Regions from separate parts of the Mus musculus genome. Here region 2 is linked to region 1. The links are chromatin loops, found by intact Hi-C in ENCODE. Cell type or tissue: left cerebral cortex. All regions are shown on one strand. Links, peaks and the distances in the headings refer to the core of each region. The heading gives the core; the rest is flanking DNA. Region 1 holds the start of Sgo1 (shugoshin 1). Region 2 overlaps Sult1c2 (sulfotransferase family, cytosolic, 1C, member 2).

Region 1 (14,865 bases), core at 6,866-14,865:
GTGCTCAGGTTGGAATAAAGTGATGTAAAAAGCAACACTGAGTTTTCTCTGTCTTTGACATAAAGTATACACCATAATATGCATGATATATAAGCTGCAGCTTTTGTATTTCCTTCCCAGTCTAAGGAATGGTTTTCACGGGAGTCTTTGTAGCACTGTTTGCTGTTCTAGGTCATTGGAATGTTTTTATGTCAGCCTGTGATACTCGCTCCCATTGAGAAACATTACCATAACAGTGATGCTGTCGCTGGAACCCCCTTCTATTGCAGCACTTACAAGTTCACAGCCAATGTACTCAGCTGCACCTTTGTAGAAATTCTTAATACATAGTTCTTTCTCACTTTCCTGCTTACTGTCTATAGTGGGTAAGCTGCTATTTTCTTCTGTGCTGCAAGGGTCATAAGGGGTCACTTTTGGAGAAAATGTACCCTGATGAGTGTAAGCTTCAGCATATATTGAGTCAGATAACCCTTTCGTCCCATCTGCAGTTGACATAATGTCTTCATTTTCAGGCTGGTACTGGAACAGCACTCGGATGTTACTGTCTGGTGGGGAAAGAAGGCCTATAGGTGGCCAGGGTTTGCTTTTAGGGCGAGGAACATGGGTTTCTTTATATGCATGAAACAAGGTGATTACCAGTGCAGTGACTTCCTTCTTGTCCAAAACTTGCCAAAGTCCATTCGTGGCTAAGATGAGAAACTGACATAGATCATCTATAGGGACAGAGATTGTTTGCGGTGCTGGAATAATGGACTTTTTTAGTCTGAGGTTTCCATGGAATCCAAGACCCCTGGTGGTTTTGATGTGCCCATCCAGGAGGCCATAGGGGTCATCTGAACTGATCACTGCTTCGCTGTAAAGGACTCTTCTTCTTTCTTTGGTGTTTCGTGTACTGTGTTCCTTGGTCAGGCAAAACCCTTTTCCATTTCTGCATAAGACTGCTTGCACGTTTCCTAAACAAGTGTTTTGTTGTTTAAGAGAAAGAGATCAAAAGATTAATCATCAGTTCATATTAACATATGCAACTTACTAATTCTGTTTCAATGCTAAACACAAAGTATGACATGTAAATATTTCTAGAATATGTAAGCTCAACACTGTACAGATAGGATTTTTAACTGGGAAACGACCTAATTCAAATCTCAGTGTTAACCAGTAGACTTTAAAACACTTAACTAAAAAAAAACAAAAAAAAACAAAAAAACAAAAACTACAGGTCATGAAAAATAATTACTAAATTAAATTTTTATGAAACTGTTTCAAAGAATGGTTTTTACTGTTTCTTAACATCTATTCAGCAATTTTTTTAAATATTCAGATAAAGGGGTTTTTTAATGTTTAAATTATGTGTATGTGCACATGAGGAGGATGGGTGTCTGTAGAGTCCAGAAGAGAGCATTGGATTCCCTAGAGCAGAAGTTAGTTTGCCATGAGCCACCCAAATGGATGCTGGGAACTGAACTCTAACTCTCTAGGGGAGCACCAAGTATTCCTAAACACTGAAACATCTTCCCAGCACCAAGTAATTAACAAACAACAACAACAACAACAACAAAATCTTTGGTGGGCTTTTGAGAGGTAACCCAGCAATAACAAGCAATAATGTGGTCTTCTAGCAGAGGACCTGAATTCAATTACTAGCATCATGTAGGTTAGCACACAATTCCCCTTGGCCTCTGTACTTGTGTGCACAGGACCACATACACATAAAAATTAGAAATCCTTAAAGGACAAAACACTTGGGGGCTGATAAGAAAATTAGGTAAAGGCAGCTGCTACCAGGCCTGCTAATCTTGAGTTCCATTCTTGGGTCCTATATGGTGAAAAGAATTATCTCCTAGGAGTTGTCCTCTGACCTTCATATACAGGTATATGCACACACAATCAATCAATAAATAATAATGGATGAATAAATGAACAAAGTATGTGTGTATATATATGTATATATATTATATTTTACTGGTGAAAATTAAAACTCAAATGTATTTAGGATATGGATGATAAAATTCCACTGTTAAGTGTCCATCCTAGATTTCTGTAATGTGCAATTAAACAGTAAGTTCTATAAAAATTCATATTGGGGAAATAAGCAGCCACGTTAAACTCGACAGTTATTAACTGAAGTCTTCAGTAAGAGATGGCAGTATGGTATGATCATAGTTGAGATAAACCTGGGATATTTGCAACATTTTGCTTCATTAATGTCCTGAAGTCTAAATCTGGTCCAGACAGATTAAAAGATGCTGTTAGAAGGGGTTTGGATTTTTTGTTTTGTTTTCCCCAAGATTTTAGAATTATCATATGTTTAAGAACAAGCAGTGGTTTTTTGTACAGCATTGTGATTCACAACATATCTCAGGTGGCATTGGTATCTGAATACTCTGCCCCTGAAAATTAAAATTCCTACTTTAATATACCAGCTCTAAAAGCAAAATTTGGTGGGGGCAGTGAGATGGTTCAGTGTGAAGAGACACTTGATGACCTGTTTGAGCTAGACCCCATATGGTGGAAGGAGAGAACCTGATCCCCAAAGCTGCCCTTGACTTCAACATGCATGCTGTGGCATACATGCACGTGTACCACACACTTTAAAATAAGAATATTCTGTCAGGTGGGGGTGGTGTGCCAGCACTCAAGAAGCAGAGACCTGTGAGTTCCAGGACAGTCAGGCTACACACAGTGAACCCCTGTCTACAATCAAAGAATATTTAGGCCTCTGACAGTGCTATACTTGGAATCAGAATTTTGTTGCTAATGTGTTCAATTCTGTTTCTTCAACTTTTAACTTATTTTTGTCTTTCTTTTTGTAGTCTCCCCTCCCCCAGCCTGAAACCTGCTTGCTCAGGGGTGGAGCTTCCCGCTCAATTGTTCTGCCACGCCCACTGCTGGAACCTGCCGCTTTGCTGTTTGTAGCCATACACCCTGCTACTGGACCTCAAGATTATTTGGCGGGAATCGGGCCCCTCCCCCTTCTACTATTGAGTGCCGCAATAGTAAAAATTGAACCTTGAGCAGAGACCTTTGTCTTGGTTCCTTCCTTATCTCGCGCAGCCCATCCCCTCTTCTCTTCCAGGTTTCCAAAATGCCTTTCCAGGCTAGAACCCAAACCTGTGATCTGCTGGCCAGACACAACATTTGGTGAACCAACGCAAGACTGAGAAATGGCAAAGGATTTTTGGAAGAGGCACTGCTGGTTTGGAGCTCCATAGAAGAAGAAAATAATTAAAGGATAAAGGAAATTCATACCGGAGAAGGTTGGTATGGGCTAAGCTGAAACAGCGTTAAACCCGAGAGCTAATTCACTTAGGTTCAGCAGTGAAGCTTAAGAGGAGCTGGGAACTATAACAGGTGGTAGGCCGTGGCTCTCCGAAGCTACATTTTTAGGTGTGAGAAAAGAAAGGGTTTATTAAAAGGAAATTAATAATCAGGCGGATTGCATCATGAGGGAGGAAAATGTCCCAAAAAGCAGAGAGAAATTTCAGGAGTGCCATGCTTTGTTCTCTCTGGGCCTTATAGCAGAAGTAGTACTGTGTCCCCTTTTGTGTCTTGTCTAATGTCTGGTGCACCAATCTGTTCTCGTGTTCAATTCATGTATGTTCGTGTCCAGTCTGTATGAATGAATGTTCTATGTTTTATGTTGGATAATAAAGATGGTATAAAAAACTTTATCTGCAAAGCTGAGAGCTGCCACGTGCTTCAGCCAGGAATCAGACACATGGCAGGAGGGCCCCTGCTAGAAAAACTGTTTGTTTTAGGAGAAAAGGGCAAATGCACAGCCTCTTAGTTTCGGTGTAAAAAAGCTGATAAATGGTTCGTGACTAATGTGTTTGACAAATGGTAAAGTGCCTTTTATTCTATGATTGTAGCTACAAAAATTAATATTCTCTGAATGGTCTAAATGTAACTGCTTCATTTGGTTCCTTTTTATTGATAATGTGCTCTGCATGTTTTCACATTCAGCTCATAAGTTGTTGGTTAAGATTAATAATTGTTACATTGCTACAGATGGTTAGTGTTAAATTTGATAACTCAAGTTTAGAGTCCTTCTGACACGTGGCATAAGGCAGGCCCAGAGGCTGGGTCTCTAAAGATATTTCTAGTTTAGATAATAATTAATGTGGTTCCTATCCTAAATAGTAAAATTTAAGATAAGATTTAAAGCAATGCCTCTTTATTAAAGCATTAAAGCTTGCTTTAATAGGTATTCATAGGTATTAACTGGCAGCCAAACTTCATAATATGATAGTAATGCTTCTAATATTGATTTTAAAGATGATAAATTGTTTTAAACTTGGGTTTTGCTTTCCTAAGGTTGTAGATATTATCCTAACGTTACACAAGAAACTTAAAAATTATGGTTAAGACTGCCATTGTTACATTGACTGCAGCTTGCAGTTTGATTGCAAATTTAAGATTTTCTACTCACCCATATATTATTAATTAAGATAATTATAAGAGTAATCATCTTTTGAAAGCGCAATTACAGCTCACTTCATACAAACCTGTGATCTGCTGGCCAGACACAACATTTTTTTTTGATTAATTTTGAAATAGAGTTTCAATATGTAGCCCAGGCTGACCTAAACTTGAGATCTTCCTGTTTCTGCCTCATTTCAGAAAAACTCTTTGTTTAGCAAATAAGAATCTAGGCTTAAAAGGCTGAAGTCTGTCCAACTGGTATGATTTGACAGAAAGCCTAACCTGGTGTGAGATAAACTGTAGTCTTGCCTCATTAACATAATAGAATGAATGCTAGTTGAGGTCCGGGGTTGGTTGCAAAATGTGACCCTGTGCTATGCAAATTATGCTCCTGCAGTCTGCACAAATTTCTATTTTCATTCTTCTTTTATCCTAACTTGTGGATCTTTTACTTTGATCTGTAACAGGTAAGTCAGTAATTATTAAGTGGGGAGGTTTGGTTTGGTTTGGTTTGGCTTTGAGATAAGCTTCATTTAGCCTGAGCTGGCCTTGAACTCTTTGTGTAGCTCAGAGTGTCTTGAAATTCCAAGTCCTCCTGTTAGCAGGTACCATCATGCCCTGTTTATGGGTCTTATGCATTCTAGGTAGACATTCTGCAAACTGAGCAATTGTCACCAGCAAAGTGGCACATTGGCATTTAATGTGGCAACTGGATAAACTATTAGAATGTAGTTCAGCACCTTTCTTAAAATAGCGAAAGTGTATGTATGTGTAAGTAGTGCTACTATAGGTTTAAAACTATGTGGGGGAAGTAGTTCAACTTTCTAATATTCCATGTGACAGCTTGAATTCACATACTAGCTTAAGCAGGAAGATGGTAAGCAAGCACTTTGGCTTTATATACTTCTGTAATATGGCAGATACATGTGACTATTCTGGTTTTTAAAAGGAGTAGTAACTTGGTAGTATAAGGCAGGTGGGTTGCAAGAGTGAGGCCACTGTGTCCAGAAAACCAAGGGGGCAGTAATAGTCACTGTGGATCAGGGTCTAGCCCATCTCACCAAACACGATCCTAGGCAATGTACTGTTAGGTCTCCACATGTTGATGAGTTGATGCAGAAAAAACAAAGTTCTTAAGTCAGAAGATGATAATGGGCTGGAGAGATGGATCACTGGTTAAGAACACTTAGTGACCTGTCAGGTGGTTCACAACTGCCAATAACTCCAGCTCCGGGGGATCCAATGTGCTCTCTTCAAACTCCCCAGGTACCTGCACATATGTTACATTCACAAAAACACATAAGAATAAATTCTTTGTAACTTCTAGCTTCTTGTCTTTAGTGACTGACTAAATCTCAGAAAATGGGGGGGGGGACTTCTAAAAGTGAGAGAAAGGGGGAAGAACGGAAAGATGAGAAAGGAAGAAAATTTGACATGGTGGCTAGTATCTGTAACCTCAATGCTCAGAATGAGGCAGAAGGATTGCCACAAGTTGGAGGTCAGGCTGGGTTAGAGTGAGATCCTGTCTCCAAAAGGAAGAAAAGATGGCTTGCCAGTATGGAGTTTATAATATCCAAAATGTTGAGATGCTCAGAATGAGGCAGAAGGATTGGAGGACAAGTTGGGAGGACAGCCTGGATTAGAGTGAAAAAGAAAGAAAAGATGGCTTGCCAGTAGAAAGAGAACTAACCCTGAAAGTAGTCTGGTCTCCACACATGCACCATGATCTTTGTGAGTTCAGGTCATCTGCATTTAGAAAAATATTTCCTTCAAAGAAGGAAAAATAGAAGAATGAAACAAAGCACAGATTAAAGGAGCATTCGTAGGCTGCTGGTGGGTTCCAATAGACTAACACAAATGATGTGAGTGATCTTAGAGAGGATCCTTAAAGAGAGAAATAGATCCATCACAGTCAAATGGCTTAAAATCTAAGAAAGAGAAAATCTTTCAAGCAGCCACAAGGAGGAGCCACATTCTGAAGAGAGGAACAAGAGAGGTTGAGACAGGGATGCCTGCCAGGCCAAACAAGGAAACAGATTCCAACAACTGAGAAAAATCTGCCAGTCTGTAATTCCACACCAAATGATTATTTCCTTCAAAACCAAGAGTCAAATAATATCTTAAAAATTCATCACTAGCCTTGTATGGGTGGTGTATTCCTTTTTCCGAGCCCTTAGGAGACTGAAGCAAGTGGATCTCAGTGAGCTTGAAGCCAGTCTGGATTACAGAGTTACAGGTCAGTCGGGGATACATAATAGAGACCCTGTCTCAAAGAAAGGAAGAAAGAGAGAGAGAGAAAGAGAGAGAGAGAGAGAGAGAGAGAGAGAGAGAGAGAGAGAGAGAGAGAGAAGAAAAACACCAGAAAATCCACATCATAGAAACCAAGGAATTTTCTAGGCAAGAAACAAACCAAATGAATAGGTCAGCACAAAGGAATTAAGAACAAAAGGAGTATGAGTTCCTAAAAGATACAACCTCTTTTCTTACTGAAAAACATAAAAGACTTAGGAAATACAAAACTATGAATATAAAAATACATATATAAATATCATTTACACAGAAACATTGTAATCAAAATAATGACTGAGACAGGTGTAGCCTTACACACCTATAATCTGGACCAATTTCCTTTATGAACAGTGATGCAAAAATACTCAGTAAAATACTCTCAAACTAAATCTAAGAACACAGCAAAACATCATGCACCATGATCAAGTAGGTTTCATCTCAGGGATGTAGAGATGGTTCAATATACAAAAATTCATTAACGTAAGCCACCATATAAGCAAACTAGGAAAAAAATCACATGATCATCTATTAGATGCCGAAAAGGCCAAGATATGGATCTAGCTCAATGTCCATCAGTAGGTGAGTAGATCAAACAGAAACAACAGAGATTTATTCAACTACAAAGAACAAAGTGATATCACTGCAGGAAAACAGATGGAACTGGACACCACCATGCTAAGAGAAATATGACACACTCTAAAAGACAATATTGTATGGGTTTTTACTCCTATGTAGAATTTAGAGTGGTACAGGGGACATCAAAGTAAAAAAACTGACTATTCAAGGATTGGAAAAGTATAAAATCAAGGAGGCAGGGAGAGAAAAGAAAGCAATAGAGGAGATGAAAATGATAAGCTCATATTGTGTGTTATATAAAAATGCAGCCCCAGGCCAGCCTGGTCTACAGCATGAGTTCCAGGACAGCCTACATAGAGAAACCCTGTCTTGGAAAAAAAAAAAAAATGCAACTGCAAAGTAAATTAAAAAAAAAAAAAAAAGCAGATCTTTAGATTACCAATTATCTGCATTGTTAACCAAAACAAGCCTAAACACCATTTTTAGAGTATACCTTTTCTTTTTCTTTTCATTAAAACAATTTTTTCATCCAACATAATCTAATCATGGTTTCCTCTCCCCCAAGTCCTCCCAGACCCTCCCTACATCTTCATCCTCCCAACTCCTATCTCTGTCTCTGTCTATCTGTATATCTGTCCCTATCTCTCCGGGAAAAAAAAAAATATATATATACCAAATTTTAAAAAAATCTACTGAGTCTAGAGTGAAGGATCAGCAGTAAAGAGCACTTGTTGTCTTGCAAAGAACTTCAGTTCAGTTTTCTAGCACCCACATCTGTAAGTCCAGTTCCCAGAGGTTGCTGTTTTCTCCTGACTCCACAGGTAGTAGACATAATGTGCATGCACACATGCAAGCAAACACTCATCCAAGTTAAAGAAACACACAAATACACCTATTTGTGTATGAATATCTCTATATCATGTTGAGTAAGTACACAGTTTTTAACAATAAACACCATAGACTTATTATGATTTAAAAAAATAAATAAGGGGTTGGGGATTTAGCTCAGAGGTAGAGCACTTGCCTAGCAAGCGCAAGGCCCTGGGTTCGGTCCTCAGCTCTGGAAAAAAAAAAAAGATAAAAAATAAATAAAGCAATACATAGAACGCCCTGGCACAGAGCAGAGCATGCGCTTACGTTACATGTGTTTATGTTGCTGTGATGAAATACATGACAGAAGCAACTTAAGGGAGGAGAGATGGTTCAGGAGTTGTAAGTCCATCATGGCAGGAAAGGCAGGATGACAGACTAGATGTGTGGCAGTGGGAGTGTGCAGTAAATGCTTGTACATGCCACTGAGCAGAGCAGAGAGAGCCTAGGCCCAAAGCAGTCATCCCCAACCCTCCCACCTCCTCCAGCTGTGTCTCATAGCCTAAGGTTTTACAACCACCCGAAACAGCGTTACCATGTAGAGATAAAGTGTTCAAACCCATGAGCCTACAGGGGAGATTTAATATGCCAAAATAGGAATGCAGTGTAGTGGCTCATACCTTAAACACACACTTAGGAGGCAAAGACAGTAGGTTGTATGAGTTCTAGGTCAGTCTGATCCACATACCTATGTCCAAGCCAGCCAAAGCTACATAATGAGACGCTGTCTCAAAAACAAACAAACAAAACGCCAGCACGGCCAGCATCTTAGTTAGGGTTTCTATGGTGAAGAGACACCATGACCAAGGCAACTCTTATAAAGGACAGCATTTAATTGGAGCTGGCTTACAGTTTCAGGGGTTCAGTTCATTATCATCATGGCAGGAAGCATGGCAGCCTGCAGATAGACATGGTTTAGGAGGAGATGAGAGGTCTACATTTTGATCTGAAGACAGAAAGAAAGAGACTGTTTCAGCAGCATTCAATTAAGCCTGGGAGCCCTCAAAGCCTGCCTAAAGAGTGACACACTCCCTCCAACAAGGCCTCCTCATAGTGCCATTTCCCATAGCCCAAGCATATCCAAACTGCCACAGGCAGTAAATTCAATTAAATACTTACATTCTTGGCACTAGGCTGAGAAATTCAACCCTCTAAAATAGAAGTATACAGCAAGGATTCTGAGGTTTAATAAGTTATTTCAAGTGGTTAAGATACATTTCTAAAACATGCAGATGAAAGCTACAAGCAATCTAAAAAGTAGGACTTTCCCCAGCCTGTCTGTCTACTGTACACTTATATAGGTTCTCCACAGCTTGGGACTGCTCAACAAAGGAAAAGACTAAGCCAATATAAGTGGGTACCAAAATGATGTGATAGTTTGCTGCATTTTGGTTCTGACAAATTCCTTAAAACTTTTGGTCACCAAGTTTCTAACATTTGTATGCTATTCAAATTAATACACAGCACATGACATGGTAAGTATTAAAGAATCTTTCAAAGGGTTTTTTAATTCTTATTTTTGTATATATGTATGTGTTCTCTTTGATCACGTATGCCACATGCTGTACACAGGTGCCCATGAAGAGGGCATCAAATCTGGAGCTGAAGTCAGAGGTGGTTGTGAGCTGCCTGACATGGGTGCTCAGAACTGAACTCAGGTCCTCTGCAAGAGCAGCAAAAGCTTTTGATATCTGGATCATATCCACATTTCCAAAGGAATCTTTTTTAAAAAATTTTTTTTAATGTCAGCACTTGGGAGGCCAAGACTAGCATATCTCTGTGTGTTCCTGGTCATCGCAGAAATATCACGAATTTGAAGTCTGCTTAGGCTGTGTAAAAAACCTGCCTTAACCCGTTGTTTTGTTTTGCTTTGTTTTGTTTTTTGAATGCCAAATAAACAGACCAAAACCAAACTTTTTTAGGAGATGGACATGGTGGTACACACATTTAATCTAGCATTCAAGAGACAGAAGCAGGTGGATCTGTTTGCATTTGAGGCCAACCTCAAATATATAGTGAGTTCCAAGACAGTCAAAGGTACACAGAGAGACTTCTCTACAGCGTAAGGAGTTAGAGGTCATCCTGGGCTACAAGAAGACCCTGTCTCAAAAACAAAAACAAACAGAAAACAAAGAAGAGAGCCATAAATGAGCAGCCGTGGAACGATAATCTTAGGACCCTAGGTAAGAAATTAAGAGTGTGAACCTTGTGTGATGACCAGCATAGTAAAATATAACTTGTTATATTGGCTACGTATATCTATCTACCTTATGGCACAAGACATCTGCCAAGGATATGACTTATGAAGCAATCACTCAACTGTGGAGGCTCCAAATGTCTTGTGGTAGGGCTCCCTGCTGCCACCTTCCCCTTCCCATTTTCTTTGTGTGCCTTCAGAACTACCCAGTAACGCTGCCTGATGTGTAAGCGTGCCGAACTTTTCTCAGCATGACTAAACCCAATTCCTTGACTATTATCAGGAACTGATAAAGAAGTTTAGATTGTTCCCGGGAAAGCACTTTAAAAAACGGATCCCACAAGATGACCTTCTAATTCAGTCACGGCTGCTGCACTACAATGACTTCTGAGGTGAGCGCAGCCGGTTGTAAATCTCTTCCGTAAATGCACAGGACAGGATCGGGCTGTCACTTGGCGTTTCTTCTTGAATCAGCCAGGCCCACCCGCAGATCTCGCCAGCGGGCTGAACCTGGAGAGCCCAGTCTCTCACATCAGTCCTTTCGCTGAGCCTGCGCTAAACGTGCTGGATGGACGTTTGCCACACGGGCGCGCCCCGGAGCACAAGAGCTGCGCGGCCTTGGGCGCCCTGACAAGCCACGCCAGGATCTGTTTGGATCTTTCGTGCTCCAACTCAGGCTTCAACTCGAACTCGTCATTCTCCTGCCTCAGCCTTCTGAGAGCTGGGCTCTCAGGCCTGCGTCAACACCCCAGGTCTAACCGGAAGTCAGGGACGCACCCAGACAAGACCCAGTCTCAAAGTCGCTAGATCTCTAGGCTGTGGGAAGGCGGACGCCGAGCCAAGGCCTCAATTCCAGCCTGACTCCACCCCCTCTACCCCACCCCAGCCACAGCTGCGCGTGCGCAGGCGCGCCACGTGATGCCATTCCCCGGGGCCGGGCGCTGCGTCTACGGAGAAGGGCGGGCCGGAGTGTCACGTGATGGTGTCCGGCCAGCCAATGGATACGCGTAACGCAGAATTTCGAATGTGGCGGCGGTAGCTGCGGAGCGCGGCGGAGCGGGAGGTTGCATCTGCTCGTCCGGACCTGAGTGGCCGAGGTACGGAGCGGTACGGGCGGCGGGACTGGAGGTATCTCTCCGACCGGACGACGCGTTCCGCTCGCGAAAGCGAGCACCCCGAAATCGACAGGGCTTTTGCTCAATCAAAGTAGCAAAAACTTTTTAGATAGGGGCCGGAGGAAGGGGTGTTCTCGCCGACTTGCACTGTCTAGCACGCACAAGGCCCGATTTCCATCCCACTGTGCTCGCGCACGCGAACAAACTGTAATTAACTTTAACTCTATCAGTTATTCATTCTGTGTGTCACTCAGATGTCTCCGGTGCAAACTTTTAAAACTTGATGGTGACCCACCCATTCTTATAAGAAGTCGTTGCATTTATTCTGTTGAACTCCCCTCTCCAATCTATCGTATATACACATTGGTAAAAATAAAGGGTTAGATAAGATATACAGTACCAATTTAAGGCTTCATTATGCGTGGAGGAAAATACGTCCTGGTGAGAATACTCAAGAAGAGATTCAAGAAAACACTTAACTAAAAGGAGATGAATCAAGATAGTTCTTGTGGTGACAATTATATGCACACATTGTGGTTGGCAACAGTTTACAATTTTGAGACCAGGAAGTTTATTTTGCTTGAAGCACGCTACTGTTATTAACATGAATACATGTTTTCTCAGCCCCAAAATTACTAGAGAAAAGCTGCCAAACAGAAACCCAGATATACATATAAATTGCTTCTGAACTAATACTGTAATCCTAAACACTAAAGGTTGGCTATAAACATTGTAAGAAAAGTAAGTCTGCTTATGGCTCATACATTTGTGGTCCCAGCTACTCAGGAGGCTGAGGTAGGAAGGACATGAGAGCTCTTAAGTTCAAAACCAGACTGGGTAACAGCAATATCCTGTCCCAAAATAATAAGTTCCCATAGAGCCTAGAATGTTGTACGCCTCCAATGAATATTTACTATAAGATGAATAATTGATACTTTCTGGAGTTATTTAATACTTTCCTATGAAATAGTAGAAGATAAGGTTATAGCAAAAGCATGAATGACATTTTATGGGATTTTTTTTCTTATGATGGCTTGATTCTAACATCTTTTTTCTTCTTGTTTTGTTTTAGATGAATTTCACTATGTAGCCCAAGCATAAATCTATGACCCACCTGCCTTAGCCTTTTTAGTAGCTTGGATTATTCTACAACACCTGACTTAATATTTCTAAGCAGAAAATCAAAATATTGCTTTTTTTGAAGTAAGTTTACAATTTAGTCTTTTGTAATCCCTTCTTGATGAACAGCCTATGTTTCTTAAATTTTATGTTTAAAAAATATCTGAGAAGTGTTCATTGGTTTTTTTTTTTTTTGTTTTGTTTTTAATTCAAAGACAAAGATGGCTAAGGAAAGGTGTCAGAAAAGGTCCTTTCAAGATACCCTTGAAGACATTAAGAATCGAATGAAAGAAAAAAGGAATAAAAATTTGGCGGGGATTGGGAAACGCAAGTCCTTTATTGTTGCACCGGGCCAAGTACCCAGTAAGAGAATTTTGTGTTGTCTTCTTCCAGCATTCTTACTTTGAAAGTGTGGCATTTGTGTGTGTTGTGTGTGTTTCTTTGTGTGTGGAGCACAGTGGGGTGTTGCTGTAGTAGAAGTTCTGGAGTCCTGCTATTAATCTCTGCCCTGTTCCCCTGCAAAGGGTCTCTCACTGAACAAGGAACTATTGTGGCAGCCAGTCAAGCCCCAGAGATCCTCCTGTCTCCACACACCTTTAACACCTTACCTTCCCTCCGTCCTGCCACAGCAGATAGAGTCACCAGTGTGCAGGACCACACCTGGCTCTTTAGGGGATTTGACCTGTGGGCCTCATTGGTTTCTTAGCAAGCACTCCTAGCCATTGAGAGATATCTCTAGCCTCTGCTTCACCTTCTAGGTTGAGGCTTACTAACTGAAAATTTTATCTTATAGCTAACACTGCTACACTACTGAGATATTACCAAGATAACAACAGGTTGTTAGTCTTGGCTTTGGAAAATGAGAAATCCAAAGTGAGAGAAGCACAGGATGTCATCCTGCAACTGAGAAAAGAATGCTACTACCTTACTTGTCAGCTGTATGCATTGAAAGAGAAGCTAACTTCCCGACAAAGTGAAGAAACTACTCAGGTATATTCAGTACAAAACTTTTCTGTGTAGTTTTGCCATATGCAGTTCAGCTTTATATAGATTTAGATATGGAAAATATTCTTAAGTATTCTTCGGAGAGTCACTTTTTAAAAAAATACTTCATTATATCCATTTACTCTGTGTGTGTGTCTGTGTGTAGTTCAGAGGATAACATTAGGTGTTATATAGAAATAAGTAACATACATATATGTGCCCTCACATATAATGTGTATATTGACGTTATCGAAGACAGTTGTCTTTCTAGAAGGTGCTATTTCTTCCTGAGTGTCATGTATACCTGCGATTTTGTGATGCCAGAACTCAATATGCTAACTCAGAAAGACCCAAGTTATGGGTCAACCTGAACTGCACAATGAGACCTCATCTCTAGAAGAGATTTTTGAAGCCTACATATGATTTCATGACTTTTCTCTAAGATTTCAATTACTTTTTAAAGATTGTTTTCCTTCAACACTTAATCTTTTTTCCTCCTTTTTCAGTTAGTACAGTGTAAACCTAATGGTTTCTGAATCTCCCCCATGGTTTTCCAGTTTTTAAACAATTCCTTTTTAATTGTGTGTGTGTGTGTGTGTGTGTGTGTGTGTGTGTGTGTGTGTGAGTGGTGTGAATATATGTATGTGAGTATGTGCAAGTATATGTATGTGAGTGTGTGTGCACATGGAAGCCAGAGACATTGGATCCTCATCGGAGTGGAGTTACAGGCATTTTGAGCCACTTGAAATAGGTGCTGGAAACCAGACTTGGGTTCTCCCAAAGAGCTGTTCACACTCTTAACTGCTGAGCCATACATACCTCCAGCCCCTACTTCGCAGAGTTTTTGCTGAAATTAGAAGAACCAGTGTTCAGTGACTACTTAATGACATAAGCCTCAAAACAGTAGGGGGAAAAATTCTATTATTCTCGCGCCTTCGATGCCATCTATTGATGACTTTCCGTTAAGTGTATTGTTACTAGTTAGTTGCTGATATGTACTTAGCATTTAATATCAGGTGCTTTGCTTGTTTCTCTGTCACACATGCATGTGATCACTTGTGAGCCATCCTGTACCTGTACTTCAGTGCGCAAGGTTGGTTTTTCAGTAGTAGAGAGCTTAGCGTTGTTTCTTTGTTTGTTTCTGACAAGATCTCAATATGTCGACCAGGCTGGTCTCAAGCTCACTGTGTAGACCAGACTGGCCCCAAAGTCTTCCTGCCTCAGCCATCTAAGTGCTGCCATGCGCAGGTTGAGATATTTTAGTGTAAGGTTTTCTTGGGCTGAGTCTGTAGCTCA
Region 2 (15,405 bases), core at 3,715-11,714, 140 kb before region 1:
CTGTTATATTGGATACCAAAACTTACATTTGACATGGACAAAAATTCATTAAGTAATAACAATTCCTGTGTTAGTTTTCTTTGTGCATATGGACTTATCACAGGAGCATCCTAAATTTCATTGCACACCTACAACTTATAATGAGGCAATTTTTAAAGAAGTATGATGAGATTGGTAGATAGATACTAGCTGAGGTCGTACTCAAGCCACCGATTTAGTGCTTTGCAAGCCTTCTGATATTTAGAGGCATGATTATTACTTATGCTAAACCTGTGATGTGAATTTAAAAGGAAGGAAAATGTAGGGAAGGACATAACATAGAAAGTATGTTGGAAGTGTCAGTGCTCTAAACCAAGCAGTGTAGCTTACACTTGTCACTTCAGAACCAAAGAGACTGAAGCAGAAGCATTGTGAGCTATGGGTCATCTTGGGATATGTAGAGAGACCCTACCCACTCTCACCCTTGAAAGAAAAGAAAGGAAGTGGAGACGGCAGTACTCGTATCCTCCTCGATTGAAGTTGTTTACATCACATCTCAGAGTTTTATGAGAAGTCTACCCTCTCTGCCATACTACAACTATAGCTGCTGCTCGTATCTGAAATGCTTTCGAGAAGAATTAGATCATCATTTTCTAAAAGCACTGCATCCATTCTAGAGAACTCAGCTTTCTCTGGGAAGGTGTCACTCTGAGAGCTGGTCTGGCCAGCCTGGGCACAGTTTTCCTTTCTTTCACTCCCTAGACTGGCTGAGCAATTTTCTTTTACTCAATTTCCAGCAATTGTTTACTGTTAAACTTTCCACAAAGACCTTTCTCTCTTAATGTTCTGTGGCTTGAGTTAAGTAAAAAATAAAAACAAATTATAATAAATATAATAAAGGTACACAGTATAGCAATCACTGAGCAGCCGTAGTAGATGTCTTCTGAAACTTCAATAGTCACTTATTCGCCTACCCTCCTATTTGTGTATTTACAAATTTCTAGGTATAGCAACCAACAGCAAACAGTGCAAAAATGTGCACTCTGAAAAAGACAAAGTAGACTGTAAGCACATAAGGAGATATTCACCATTAGTCATGAAGGAAAAGTAAACAAATCTATTGGGATAGATATTTAAGTGAGATACAAGTCAGTGAAAATACACGGCTGGTGGTCCTCTTAAATAATACAGCCACTGTAGAACAGTGCTATGACAACTTCTCAAAAATGTGAGTATACTATCTTGCACATCTCCATTGAGTTATGAATCCAAAAATATGAACGTAGGAGCTTAGATATTTGTGCATTGTGTTTATAGCACAATAGTTGAAAGGAGGCACGCCAAGTGCCCATGGACAGGGAAAAGGATAAACAAACCACACTACAAGCAGGCATGCAGTAAAAGTCAGCATTAATTGGGAAGAAAATCTGATGGCATGCCACAATACAGTTGATCCTTAAGAACATTCAACTACATAAAACAAATCCATTCAAAAAGGACAAAGAGAATTTGCTTCTCTAAAGTATTTAGAGTTTAAGGAGATAAAAAGGAAAATAATGGTAACCAGGCTCCAAAGAACAGAGGTTTAGCACTAATGGGCTCCTAGTTTCCATCTAGGAAAGTAAAAAGTTTTCAGGAGATGGAAGGTGATGATGTACATTCAACAGCGGGAATATTACTAATGCCACTGAGCCATCCACTTATGATCGTTAATAGCAACTTTCATGTTGTGTGTACTTTATCACAGTACTATAAGAATTCCATTCTGATATTTTCTCACAGGGACTGGACCTTCCTTCCTGAGACATCATGGCCTTGACCCCAGAACTGAGCAGACAAACCAAACTGAAAGAGGTAGCAGGGATCCCACTGCAGGCTCCAACTGTGGACAACTGGAGGCAGATTCAGACCTTCGAGGCCAAGCCAGACGACCTCCTCATTTGTACTTACCCTAAATCAGGTAACCTGGTAAAGTAATAACCCCAGCCTCATCCGCTGAGCTATTGGAATCCTACAATGACAAGCTGGCCACTTTTGTTCCATGATGGGTGCCACCTCAAATGTGTCAGCCCTGAGATTTTTGAAGCTTAGTCTCCTCTACCATTCATTTTTCTTGGGAAGAAGTGAGCTTTGTCTTTACTCTTCCACCTTGCACAGAGATCCAAAGTCTTCCTTCCATAGCTAACAGAAACCTGGTTAGAGTGGAAGGTAAAGCCAACATCTGCATCCACACCCCTTCATTAGTATGCTTGAAGAATAATAGGTTTCTGACTCTTAATCTTTTTGGTCTCCCCAGGGACAACATGGATTCAAGAAATTGTGGACATGATTGAGCAGAATGGTGATGTAGAGAAGTGCCGGCGAACCATCATTCAACACCGACACCCTTTTATTGAGTGGGCACGGCCACCCCAACCATCAGGTAAGAGACTCTGGCTCCATATATGTTCCTCTCCTGTCTTATCCCTGTCCTGGTCTCTTCATCTTCTCCTCTTTTTCTTTCTTGTCCCTCTGTCTCCCTCCCTCCCCTTCATTGTTATTTTGAACAGCATCTCTTTACATAGCTCTGGCTGTACTGGAATTCACGATATTATGCTGGCCTTGAGCTCATAGAGATCCTCCTGCTTCTGCCTCTTGAGTGCTGGGTTAAATGCATGAGTAATTCTTCCCAGATTCATCTCTTTTCTTTTCTCTATTTCCACCAAATGTGAGTCAGCAAGGAAGATAAATGCATATGGAGGCAAAATTCTGCCTCGTTTTATTAGTAAAACTTTGCTCTGGTCATGTGTAACTGTAGAACAGAAGAAGGTATAGAACTCTATTGATTAGCAGTTCACACCCCTTTGCTCTCAGTACTCTACCCTTTTATAACCAAGTGCTTTCTGGACAGTGTCTGATGATTCAAAACACACACACACATGTACACACATACACACATATACATGCACACACAGACACCATAAACACACAGGCACACACACATTCACACACGTACACACATACACAAATAAACATGCACACACAGATACACATAAACACACACACACACAAGCAGAGGCAATTATTTGCTCAGTTGAATGTTTTTCACATAAAGTTAACCTGATGATTTTTCTTTTCATACATGGAGGAAAGTTCACAAGGACAACCAGAAGACAGAAGTCAGGGCTAGGGACCAATTTTAACTCATCACATCATGGAGTGATGTTACCAGAAACTTTGAACCCTTGCAAATGCTGCTGTGAGAAAGCAGAACCCTTCTAGTGTTGACTATGACACTCTTGGAACAGCCATTGTCAGGCTTTGATAAATTCATTCAACTGTTTCAAGACAGAAAGCTCTTGATCAGATATACTTAGAAACTTGTAACGCAGGCAAGGGGATGTCTTCATGTCAGGATATCCTTTCTTCATGTCAGTGCATTTAGAAATTCATATATAAGTCCTTGGCAGGGACTTGCTATTCTCTTTCCAAAGAAAAGTGCTACTTTAAGGGTCATGGGCTGAGAAGCAGTGCTATTTGGGTTTTTCTTAATAACACACACACACACACACACACACTTCTCTAACCCTCTAACTTCTCTTTTGCAAAATGATGAAGTTAATTCACTCAAAGCTTGTACCCAGCACTTCAGCTATGTAAGCCGGCAAACACAAAAGCAATACTTCTCAAATTCTTCTAAAGCTTCTCCCCACAGAAGAGGGAAAATAAGTGAATCCATATCCATGATAGGTATTCTGAGAAAGCAGCACCTGGAGTGGGCGTTCTCATGCACTGTGCCTGAATTCGGTTACAGGTGTGGACAAAGCCAATGAGATGCCAGCTCCAAGGATATTAAGGACCCATCTTCCCACTCAGCTGCTGCCACCATCTTTCTGGACAAACAACTGTAAGGTAAGATAGCAGCATTTCCCATGGAGACTGGAGCAGCAAACCCAGAGAATCAGGTCTCCAAAGCCTGGGTGAGATTACCTTCCTCAACACTAACTATTCTCTACTGCTGAGACCTAATACTTGGCAGTAAAGTCAAACACCGGGCTAGACTTAGTAGGGTGTTTCCCTTGATGCTTTCAAAGGTGATGTGAAGGCAGAGGCCAGACTGAGATGTTGGAAATCATCTGTTCTTCAGTGACACAGACAGGGTGTGGGGATCAGGAACCATAGACTGTAGGTCATAGGAGGACTTATGGAATGGAGCACGAACAAGACGGAGCAGATGAAGTGCAAAGGACTGGTGATCAAAGGGTAAATCCCACTGTAGCCTCACAGGAGGCTTGGCCGCAGCCTCAGCAGCCTACAGGCTTGTTTCATTTTTGACATTTTAGGGTACAGGACTATGTCATGTACCCTAGTGTCTTGTCTAGTATGTTCCTGACACGTTAAGGATCCAGGACCATGGTAGGAGTGTACAAGGTAGAGTAACCCTGCAGTGGATGGAGCTGAGATCTCAGGATGAGGCAATCAATAGCTTTTCTTTCTTTCTTTCTTTCTTTCTTTCTTTCTTTCTTTCTTTCTTTCTTTCTTTCTTTCTTTTTTCTTTCTTTCTTTCTTTTCTTCCTTCCTTCCTTCCTTCCTTCCTTTCTTCCTTCCTTCCTTTCTTTCTTTCTTTCTTTCTTTCTTTCTTTCTTTCTTTCTTTCTTTCTTTCTTTTTCATTTGCCTAGACAGGGTTTCTCTCTGTAGCCTTGGCTGTCCAGGCTGGTCTCCAACTCAGACACCCATCTGCCTCTGCCTCCTGAGTGCTGGGATTAAAGATGTGCACCACCACACCCGGCTTTCAATAGCTTTTTTTAAGGGTATTCTTTTTCTAAATGGGAAATAGAGAAAGAAAGAAAAAAAACGACTGAAGAAATGGTTCAGTGGTTAAGAGCATTGACTGTTCTTCTAGAGGACACAGGCTCTGATGCTAGCACCCATGTGGAGACTCACAACTGTCTGAAACTTCAGTTCTAGGGGATGTGATGCCCTCTGCTGTTTTTTGTAGATACTGAATGCACATTTGGCATGTTCATACAAGCAGGCAATAACATCAATATACTTAAAATTATCACATAATTTAAAATTAAGGATTACTTAAAAAGGATTAAAATATTTCTAGATAGCAGGAATAAAGCTGTGACTCCCATGATCAAGAGACTTGTCTACTGTCAGTACAGCTGGGTAAGGAATGACAATTCTATTCCTGGCATTACTGAAACCAGCTATCAGGAAACCAAGGAGGAACACCTCTTGATGTTGTCCAACTGAGATCAAAAAAGTTGAGAAAATTGCTTAGTTACAGGAAATAAAATGGAAAACAATTAAGAAAAGCAGAATCAGCCTGGAGCTGTGCAGTGGTATTTGATGTCCTGGGAAAGTCAGCAACATTGGCTTTACTGTTTGCACGGGGACTGGAATAGAGCCCAAGCACAAGAAGATAAGAGAATGAGCAGAGAGGGCAGAGGAAACATGGGTCAGCATCCTCCTTGTATGCATAGGTGGAGGAGCTAAGCTCTGTGGTAGAGAATAATCTTCAATGACTATATTTTCAGATTTGAATGAGTTTTTAAAGTATATATAGCAAGCCAAAGAAAAAGAATACATAGAAAGCATCAGGCAGATGGAAGGATGGAGAGAGATAGACAGACAGACTAACAACAAATCAGGTCCTCAAATCATGAAGCAGAAACTGACTGGGCAAGCTCTCTTGTGTCTGTCAGCTGGTGGTCCCAGCAGAGAGAGTGCCAAGCACAATATAGTGTGCCCCTGGGTAACACTTCCTGGTCAAGAAACAAATCACAGCAGGAAGATAATATTACAAAGGTAGGACTCACAAACATCTAGCAAAAACTACTGATGAATCTCCATTAGGATAGCCAGCCAGCTTACCCATCAAGAGTGCCAACATCAGCAGATCCTGTGCTCACAACATTTTCGAGAAACTGACTGGGGAAGTTTAAGCACCAGCTGGAATTTCACATCGAGCTTTCTCTCTGTGTCTGAGAACTGATCTTCTAGCATCTCTTTCCCAAAGGGCTAAACAAAGTACCACCTGTAGGAAATAGTTCACCTTCCAGATGTTCTCAGTAACACAAAGAGTTAATTTGAGCTATTTTGCTGTCCTTTTCCCTCCTAGTCACAGAGTTAGTGGACTAGTCCCTTCCCAGATAAGGAATCTTAGAGAAAACTTAGAAAAAATGCTTGGTTTTGAAGTGTGTGTGTGTGGTGTAACCCCACTGCCAGAGATGGCTTCTCAGTGAATTCAAACAACAGAATACAATTTACCAATATAGTGTACATTGTCAATGGTACATGAGACCATGGGCAGCTTCTGGGTCGCCTTATGTCATCTCTCAATAGTGTAAAGATTAATTCCCTCTGCTTGGCCTGTCCAGGACACTGCCATCTCATACAAGTCAGCATAAGATGACTCCAATGCCAGAAACACGAGTATATCGAACAGAAATGCATATGAATCGTATCAGAAGTCATCTCAGCTTAGACCCCCAGATTACCACTGTGATAACCATCATACATTACAGCATACATCAGGGAAGAGACCTTCATAAGGTTCTCTGCTAAAGAACAGCCAGAGTTAGCTCCGCAAAACTTCTGACAAACCTGTTATACGGAAAAATAAGAAAATGTTAATGCTGGATAAAAATAAATAATTGTATAAAAAATGATATGAAGAAATGAAGAAATAAGATGTGATTTTAAGTCAAATCATCAAAAAAATGGTGTTTTATAATTGCCCACACATACATGTATTTATTATATATACATTATATGTACATAGTTAGAAATTTATATATGAAACACTGAAAATTAAAAAAACAGAACTATCCTAACTCCCAGCCTATGTGCATCTGAATAGAGAAATGTATGAACTTGGAAAGGGAGTGAATGAGAGTTGAGGGAAGGCAAGAGTCATGTGAATGTGCCTGAAACTCACATACATGAAAAGGAAAGAAGACATTCATAAAATGTCAGGCAATACTGAGGTGATAGACAACCTGAGGTACAAAGTTCAAGAATTCAAGTGAAAAAAATAAAAAATAAACCAACACTTTAGAAAATTCTTTCCATTGGAGCACAGCAGCATGTTTACTTGGAGAAACCATGGGCTAGGTGTCAAGGTCTCCCAGCAGGGCCCTTATTCAAAGGCACCTGGCATTTGTTTATTCTGTGTGAAAACACACAGATTCTAAAGTGATCATTATGGAAGCTATGGAGAGGGTTTATAGTCAAAGCAAGTGCTGCTCCACATAGAAACACCAGGTGGAGCTATTGCTTTCCCAGAAATCACGCTGAGGTTGTTGGAAGGCTCATTGGCATCTTAGTTGGGTAACAAGTCAGAGTTTCTAGAGAAAACTCTGATAATAGCCCCTGATAATAAAGGAGAGACCAAGAATTGAGATAACCGTTAATGAGTTAGGGCTGTGCTGGACGTATCATAATTGGCAACAATGCTCTAGGATGAGTCTTGCTGCCAGGGCAGGAGAGCTGAGCCTCCCCCAAGAGGACTCAGCCAGAACAAAAACTCAGAACTTCTCATTTTTGTGACCCTTTAACCCACTTCTCTTGTTCTCCAAAGTTCCTTTATGTAGCTCGAAATGCTAAAGACTGCATGGTTTCCTACTACCACTTCTACAGGATGAGCCAGGTGCTCCCAGAGCCAGGCACCTGGGATGAGTATTTTGAAACCTTCATCAATGGAAAAGGTAAATAAATAAAAATGCTTTGTTCTCCCCTTCCCTTCTTCTGTATTCTACTCCAAAGAGGCTGAGCTGAGAGAGCTATCTGTGACAGTTGATTCTCCAGAGTGTCCTGTGCTTATGTCAAAACGCTTTATTTGGGGGGATTCCTGGACTATAGACTTCCCTCAGCTTATATGTATCGTGTTGTAATGGCGTGCAAGTGATTGTGTATAATCAACACAATGCCACTTTAATTAGCATATTAAGGGAAAACACCAAGACTGACACAAAAGAAAACAAAACCATATATATATATATATACACACATACACATATACATATATATCTTTTTATTAGATATTTTCTGTATTTACATTTCAAATGTTATTCCCTTTCCTAGTTTCCCCTCTGAAAATCCCCTATCCCCTCCCCCCTCCTCCTACTCCCCAACCCACCCACTCCTGCTTCCTGGTCCTGGCATTCCCCTATACTGAGGCATAGAACCTTCACAGGATCAAGGGCTTCTCCTCCCATTGATGACAGACTAGGCCATCCTCTGCTACATATGGAGCTTGAGCCATAAGTCCCACCATGTGTTTTCTTTGAGTGGTGGTTTAGTCCCAGGGAGCTATGGATGTACTGGTTAGTTCATATTGTTGTTCCTCCTATGGGGCTGCAACCGCCTTCAGCTCCTTGGGTACTTTCTCTAGCGCCTTAATTGAGGACCCCGTGCTTGGTCCAAAGGATGGCTGTGAACACCCACTTCTGCATGTGTCAGGCACTGACAGAGCCTCTCAGGAGACAGCTTTATCAGGCTCCTGTCAGCAAGCTCTTGTTGGCATTCACAATAGTGTCTTGGTTTGGTGGTTGTTTATGGGTTGGATCCCCAGGTGGGGCAGTCTCTGCTCTGAAATGAAAACTGTTCTTGTCTGTTACAGTAAGTTGGGGATCCTGGTTTGACCATGTGAAAGGATGGTGGGAAATTCGAGACAAATATCAGATTCTCTTCCTCTTCTATGAAGATATGAAGAGGGTAGGTAAATTTCTGCTTCTGGGTCACGAACAGGGAGGCTGCTTTAGGAAGGTGGTTCTGACAGTGATGTCTGGGAAAATGTGATAGTGTAAAAACTCTCTTCCAGTCCAACTCAATGTTACTCTCACTCACAGAACCCAAAGCATGAAATCCAGAAGGTGATGCAGTTTATGGGCAAGAATTTGGATGAAGATGTGGTGGATAAAATAGTCCTGGAGACATCATTTGAGAAAATGAAAGAGAATCCTATGACAAATCGTTCTACGGCCCCCAAATCTATCCTGGACCAGTCCATTTCCCCTTTCATGAGAAAAGGTTGGTGGGGCTTCTTTATCCCTCACTCTGAGACAGTCCCCCTAAAACTCACACGTTATGATTCTAAGAAGGCTAGAGATTTGTTCTTAGTGTACACGAGAATCTACAAAGCAAGTCTTACAGATGACTAAGACCAGAGCTAGCCTTGGTGCACACCTAAATGGGAACTCTGCCTGAGGTGAGGCTGATCAGAGCTGAGACCTGGAGACCAGGAAGGTACCACTCTAATGGAAAGCTCTAAGTGCTGTTAGTATAGCTGGTATCCACATGCATACTTTCTATCTTCCACCCCTGTGCCTTTTTTCTATTCCATAGCTGCTGCCTCCGTTTCAGCTTCTGTGCATAGTTTGACTATGAACAATGACTCATGACAGTTTCAGGACTTTCAACGTGTATTACGGAGACCCAGCCTCTTAATGCTTCCTAGATTTTGAAAGAATTCTTATTGGTCCAGATGGTCCAGTTTTAAGTGGAAAATGTTATGTTTTTAAATTATTACATTAAATAATTGCTAAATCAATACTTTTCCACATATATCCTCACTAAACCCCATTGTGCAAGAAGCTAAACATGGAATGAAGGCCTTCTCTCTGCCTCATTAGCATACATATTCTTTTCCACAGCAGTGCTACCAGGGCTGGGGTTTACACAGTCTTCCAGAATATCTTTTCTTTGACCTTCAGCACATGAGTTAATTCATTTCATTGACTTTGCAATATACCAAGTATCCCAGGCCCTGAAATGAATCAAACACTTCTACCACTTTTCTCTCTTAATCTCTGGTGAGGATTTGACAAGTAGTCATTTTCCCAGCATATCCTTGTCCAGCATTCTCTGCATACACTTGTGTTCTAGTCTTTGCTTGCTGGCTTTGGCCCATAAAAACACAAATATAGATACCATGACAGAAATCTGTTCAGTATAACACAAACTGTGGTTACATTATACACTTTTGCTTACTTGAATATGAGCCCATCATATTCAAGGGCAAGAAACACAGATAAGAAACATTCACAGGTGTTCCATTGAGTATCTCTCTATCTAAAATTATTTTAATCAGTTCTTGTTGAAAAAATACAGTCTCATTCAAATGATATAATCTACAAAAACAATTCACAGAAATAAACTAATCAGTTCCATAAATTTTATAAACAAATAAAGCTATATGATCAACACCCTTAATCAAAGAAGCAAAGAATTCCTTTCCTTTGGACAATATCTCTTCCTATGGAGAAAAAGGTTCTAATTTTCTCACTCTAGGTAGGTTTGGCTTGTTCTCAGATGGCATATACCTGGAATATCACAGTATATGTTTTCTTATGTCCCAGATCTCTGGCCAGTATAACATCTTAAGATCTCCTGGTATGGCTATATGTCAATTATTCCTTCATTTTTATGACTTTGACTATCCAGTACATGTATGTACCACAGTAGAGCCTAGATTGTTGGTCACACTGTATTAATTGATGACTTGATTTAGAAGCTGGTGTCCCTGCACAAAGACAACTAGGGCCTCTTCTAAGATAGGAGAGGTAAGGGGATGAGGAATTGAGCTCCTGTTAGGATAGCTCCAGTGTGGTCACTCCACACTCCAGTAAGGGACACGAAGGCTGTCAATCAGAGACTGATGCTCCTGTCTGGCCTTTGTCTTTTAGGAACTGTGGGTGATTGGAAAAACCACTTTACTGTGGCTCAAAATGAGAGGTTTGATGAAATCTATAAGCAAAAGATGGGCAGAACCTCTCTGAACTTCTCCATGGAACTCTGATCAAGATGTTGATCACCAAGAACAGGAGTCTGTCTGCAAGCCTCAATCCAGCCAAAGGAAGCCCTGAAAGCAAACTGTAAAGGCCAAAGATTGTGTCTCTGACTCTGTGATTACTAACATCACATTACAACTCATAAAGGCAGATCATGTCCAATGTATACTTTGTCCACTATTCAGTATAAATCAGTAAGACAGCTTAATCAGCTAATCAATCAACCAATCAATCAAACAACCTTGAATAGTATAAATTTTATGTTGGCATTCTTTTAGAAGGTATAGCCTCGATTCTAACTCTGAAATAACTACCCAAAGGGCAAGCATACAAATAGAAGGGATCATCTAAATGAAAGTGTATGAAATCCTAATGTCTTCCCTGCTCAATCTGTTTTTCCTGGTTACAATGGAAAGAATTTGTTTGTGGTCAACTTGTTACAATATGTTATGGGAATAGATTCTACCTGGTAGGAGGAAAGTGAGGGAAGGACTCCAAGGAGATATCAGAAATCCAAATGTTAGTAAAGGAAATCCTAGTTCTGGGTTATAAAAGAAACAGAAGGAAGGCATGAGGGTGGCCTTTGGGAAGCACAAATTGTACCCAGACAAAAGGAGATGGAGGCTTGGTGCTCAGCTTGGAGCCCATTGAGTTTAGATCTCCTGTCATCTCTTCTTAGGAGAAGCTTGTTCTTTTGCCCACTTTAGCTGAGTCCATGTTGTTTCCCTAATTTCTTTCTCAGTCCTTTTATCCTTTGTGTAGAGACAGGCCATTGATTTGTTTGAGTTAATTTTATATCTAGCTACTGCACTGAAGCTGTTTATCTGGTTTAGGAGTTCTCTGGTGGAATTTTGGGGGTCACTAATATATACTATCATATCATCTGCAAATAGTGATATTTTGACTTCTTCCTTTCCAATTTGTATCCCTTTGATCTCCTTTTGTTGTCAAATTGCTCTGGTTAGAACTTCTAGTACTATATTGAATAGGTAGGGAGAAAGTGGGCAGCCTTATCTAGTCCCTGATTTTAGTGGGATTGCTTCGAGTTCCCCTCCATTTAGTTTGATGTTGCCTTCTGGTTTGCTGTAGATTGCTTTTATTATGTTTAGGTGTGGGCCTTGAATTCCTGATCTTTCCAAGACTTTTATCATGAAGGGATATTGGATTTTGTCAAATGCTTTCTCAGCATCTAACGAGCTGATCATGTGGGTTTTGTCTTTGAGTTTGTTTATATAGTGGATTACGTTGATGGATTTCTGTATATTAAACCATCCCTGCATCCCTGGGATGAAGCCTTCTTGGTCATGATGGATGATAGTTGGATGTGTTCTTGGATTTGGTTTGCAAGGATTTTATTGAGTATTTTTGAATCAATATTCATAAGGGAAATTGGTCTGAAGTTCTCTTTCTTTTTTTGGATCTTTGTGAGGTTTAGGTATCAGAGTAATTGTGGCATGATTGAATGAATTGGGTAGAGTACCTTCTGTTTCTATTTTGTGGAATAGTTTGAGAAGAGTTGGAATTAGGTCTTCTTTGAAGGTCTGATAGAATTCTGCATTAAACCCATCTAGTCCTGGGCTTTTTTTGGTTGGGAGACTATTGATGACTACTTCTATTTCTTTATGGGAAATGGAACTGTTTAGATCATTAATCTGATCCTGATTTAACTTTGTACCTGGTATCTGTCTAGGAAGTTGTCCATTTCATCCGGGTTTTCTAGTTTTGTTGAGTATAGCCTTTTGTAGTAGGATCTGATGATGTTTTTTATTTCGTCAGTTTCTGTTGCTATGTCTCCTTTTCATCTTTGATTTTGTTAGTTAAGATACTGTTCCTGTGCCCTCTAGTTAGTCTGGCTAAGGGTTTATCTATCTTGTTGATTTTCTCAAAGAACCAGCTCCTTGATTGGTTGATTCTTTGAATAGTTCTTTTTGTTTCCCCTTGGTTGACTTCAGCCCTGAGTTTGGTTATTTCCTGCCGTCTACTCCTCTTGGGTGAATTTGCTTCCTTTAGTTCTAGAGCTTCTAAGTGTTCTGTCAGGCTGATAGTGTATGCTCTCTCTAGTTTCTTTTTGGAGGCACTCAAGGCTATAAGTTTTCCTCCTAAGACTGTGTTCATTGTGTCCCATAAGTTTGGGTATGTTGTGGCTTCATTTTCATTAAACTCTAAAAAGTGTTTAATTTCTTTATTTCAGCCTTGACCAAGGAATCATTGAGTAGAGTGTTGCTCAGTTTCCACATGAATGTTGGCTTTCTATTATTTATGTTGTTATTGAAGATCAACCTTAGGCCATGGTGATCATACAGGATGCATGGGATAATTTCAATATTTTTGTATCGGTGGCCTGTTTTGTGACCAATTCTATGGTCAATTTTTGAAGAGGTACCATGTGGCGCTGAGAAGAAGATATATCCTTTTGTTTTAGGATAAAGTTTTCTGTAGGTATCTATTAAATCCATTTGTTTCATAACTTCAGTTAGTTTCCATGTGTCTCTGTTTAGTTTCTGTTTCCAGGATCTGTCCATTGGTGAGAGTGGGGTGTTGAAGTCTCCCACTATTATTGTGTGAGGTGCAATGTATGCTTTGAGCTTTACTAAAGTTTTTTTTAATGAATGTGGCTGCCCTTGTATTTGGAACATAGATATTCAGAACTGAGAGTTCATCTTGGCAGATTTTACCTTTGATGAGTATGAAGTGCCCCTCCTTGTCTTTTTTGATAACTGTGGGTTGGAAGTCAATTTTATTCGATATTAGAATGGCTACTAGAGTTTGTTTCTTCGGACCATTTGCTTGGATTTTTTTTCCAGCCTTTCGCTCTAAGGTAGTGTCTGTCCTTTTCCTTGAGATGGGTTTCCTGTAAAAAACATAATGCTGTGTCCTGGTTTTGTAGCCATTCTATTAGTCTATGTCTTTTTATTGAGGAATTGAGTCCATTGATGTTAAGAGAAATTAAAGAAAAGTAATTGTTGCTTCCTGTTGTTTTTGTTGTTAAAGTTGGGATTATGTTCTTGCGGCTGTCTTCTTTTAGGTTTAAGGATTACTTTCTTGCTTTTTCTAGGGTGTAGTTTCCGACCTTGTGTTGGTGTTTTCTCTTTATTATCCTTTGAAGGGCTGGATTAGTGGAAAGATATTGTGTGAATTTGATTTTATCATGGAATACTTTGGTTTCTCCATCTATGGTAATTGAGAGTCTTGCTGGGTATAGTAGCCTGGGCTGGCATTTGTGTTCTCTTAGGGTCTGCATAACATCTGTTCAGGATCTTCTGGTTTTCATAGTCTCTGGTGAGAAGTCTGGAGTAATTCTAATAGGCCTGCCTTTATATGTTACTTGACCTTTTTCCCTTGCTGCTTTTATTATTCTATCTTTATTCAATGCATTTGTTGTTCTGATTATTATGTGTCCAGAGGAATTTCTTTTCTGGTCTAGTCTATTTGGAGTTCTGTAGGCTTCTTATATATTCATGAGCATCTCTTTCTTTAGGTTTGGGAAGTTTACTTCTATAATTTTGAAGATAATTGCTGGCCCTTCAAGTTACAATCTTCATTCTCATCTACTCCTATTATCCGTAGGTTTGGTCTTCTCATTGTGTCCGGGATTTCCTGGATGTTTTGGCTTAGGATCTTTTTGCATTTTGCACTTTCTTTGATTGTTGTGTCCATGTTCTCTATGGAATCTTCTGCACCTGAGATTCTTTCTTCCATCTCTTGTATTCTGTTGCTGATGCTCGCATCTATGGTTCCAGATTTCTTTCCTAGGGTTTCTATCTCCAGCGTTGTCTCATTTTGGGTTTTCTTTATTGTTTCTACTTCCCTTTTTAGGTCTTGGATGGTTTTGTTCAATTCCATCACCTGTTTGGTTGTGTTTTCCTGTATTTCTTTAAGGACTTCTACCTCTTTAGCAGTGTTCTCTTGTATTTCTTTAAGTGAGTTATTAAAGCCCTTCTTGATGTCCTATACCAGCATCATTAGATATGATTTTAAATCCGAGTCTTGCTTTTTGGGTATGTCGGGGTATCCAGGATTGGCTGAGGTGGGAGTGCTGGGTTCTGATGATGGTGAGTGGTCTTGGTTTCTGTTAGTAAGATTCTTACATTTGTCTTTTACCATCTGGTAATCTCTGGAGTTAGTTGTTATAGTTGTCTCTGGTTGGAGCTTGTTCCTCCTGTGATTCTGTTAGCCTCTGTCAGCAGACCTGGGAGTCTAGCTCTCTCCTGAGTCTCAGTCGTCAGAGTACTCTCTGCAGGCAAGCTCTCCTTTTTCAGGGAAGGTGCACAGATATCTGGCGTTCAGACCTGCCTCCTGGCTGAAGATGAAGGTCTGAAACAGGGCCTGTCCCAGAAGATGTGTTGCCTCTGCAGTCTGCACGCTCACCTGCACAGACTGGTCTCCGAAGGACATGGGACACAAGATGGCTCTCTCACTGCTCTGGTGGTCAGAGCCCTCCCGGGCAGACACCTTTCCTCTGGCAGGGAAGGAGCCCGAAAAGGGGTCTGTCCCAGAAGCTGTGTCACTTTTGTAGTCCCCACTCTCACCTGTGCAGACTAATCTCTGAGGTATCCGGGACCCAAGATGGCTCCCTGACCTGCTCTGAAAGAACCCTCCCGGGTGGACACCTCTCCTCTGGTGGGAAAGGTGCCTGGATGTCTG

Evidence for each region. Hi-C counts contacts between places; a loop is a spot of excess contacts. Peaks named below come from ENCODE experiments on the same cell type or tissue, not always from the same donor. Only the 100,000 strongest peaks of a DNase experiment are listed, where the experiment ranks them.
Region 2: it touches region 1 in a loop (2.3-fold over the local background); 11 of 42 quality-filtered maps call a loop at or near these places.

The regions. Positions count from the first base shown.
Region 1 is chr17:53,685,794-53,700,658 of GRCm38, reverse strand. Sgo1 (shugoshin 1) reads left to right here and starts at 11,344. Exons shown (of 9, transcript NM_028232.2): 1 at 11,344-11,448; 2 at 12,539-12,669; 3 at 12,801-12,948; 4 at 13,379-13,575. The coding sequence starts at 12,807. It also overlaps the pseudogene Gm31532. In left cerebral cortex, for the core only: a CTCF peak has its summit at 10,940; DNase peaks (open chromatin) are centred at 10,967 and 11,243; H3K4me3 peaks cover 1,402 bases; H3K27ac peaks cover 786 bases.
Region 2 is chr17:53,825,366-53,840,770 of GRCm38, reverse strand. Sult1c2 (sulfotransferase family, cytosolic, 1C, member 2) reads left to right here. Exons shown (of 8, transcript NM_026935.4): 2 at 1,762-1,939; 3 at 2,276-2,401; 4 at 3,773-3,870; 5 at 7,551-7,677; 6 at 8,592-8,686; 7 at 8,821-9,001; 8 at 10,657-11,134. The coding sequence starts at 1,789. The coding sequence ends at 10,769. Among named protein-coding and RNA genes, the nearest start is that of Sult1c2, 13 kb to the left of the region's middle. In left cerebral cortex, for the core only: a CTCF peak has its summit at 7,233 (motif pointing right); DNase peaks (open chromatin) are centred at 3,895 and 7,245.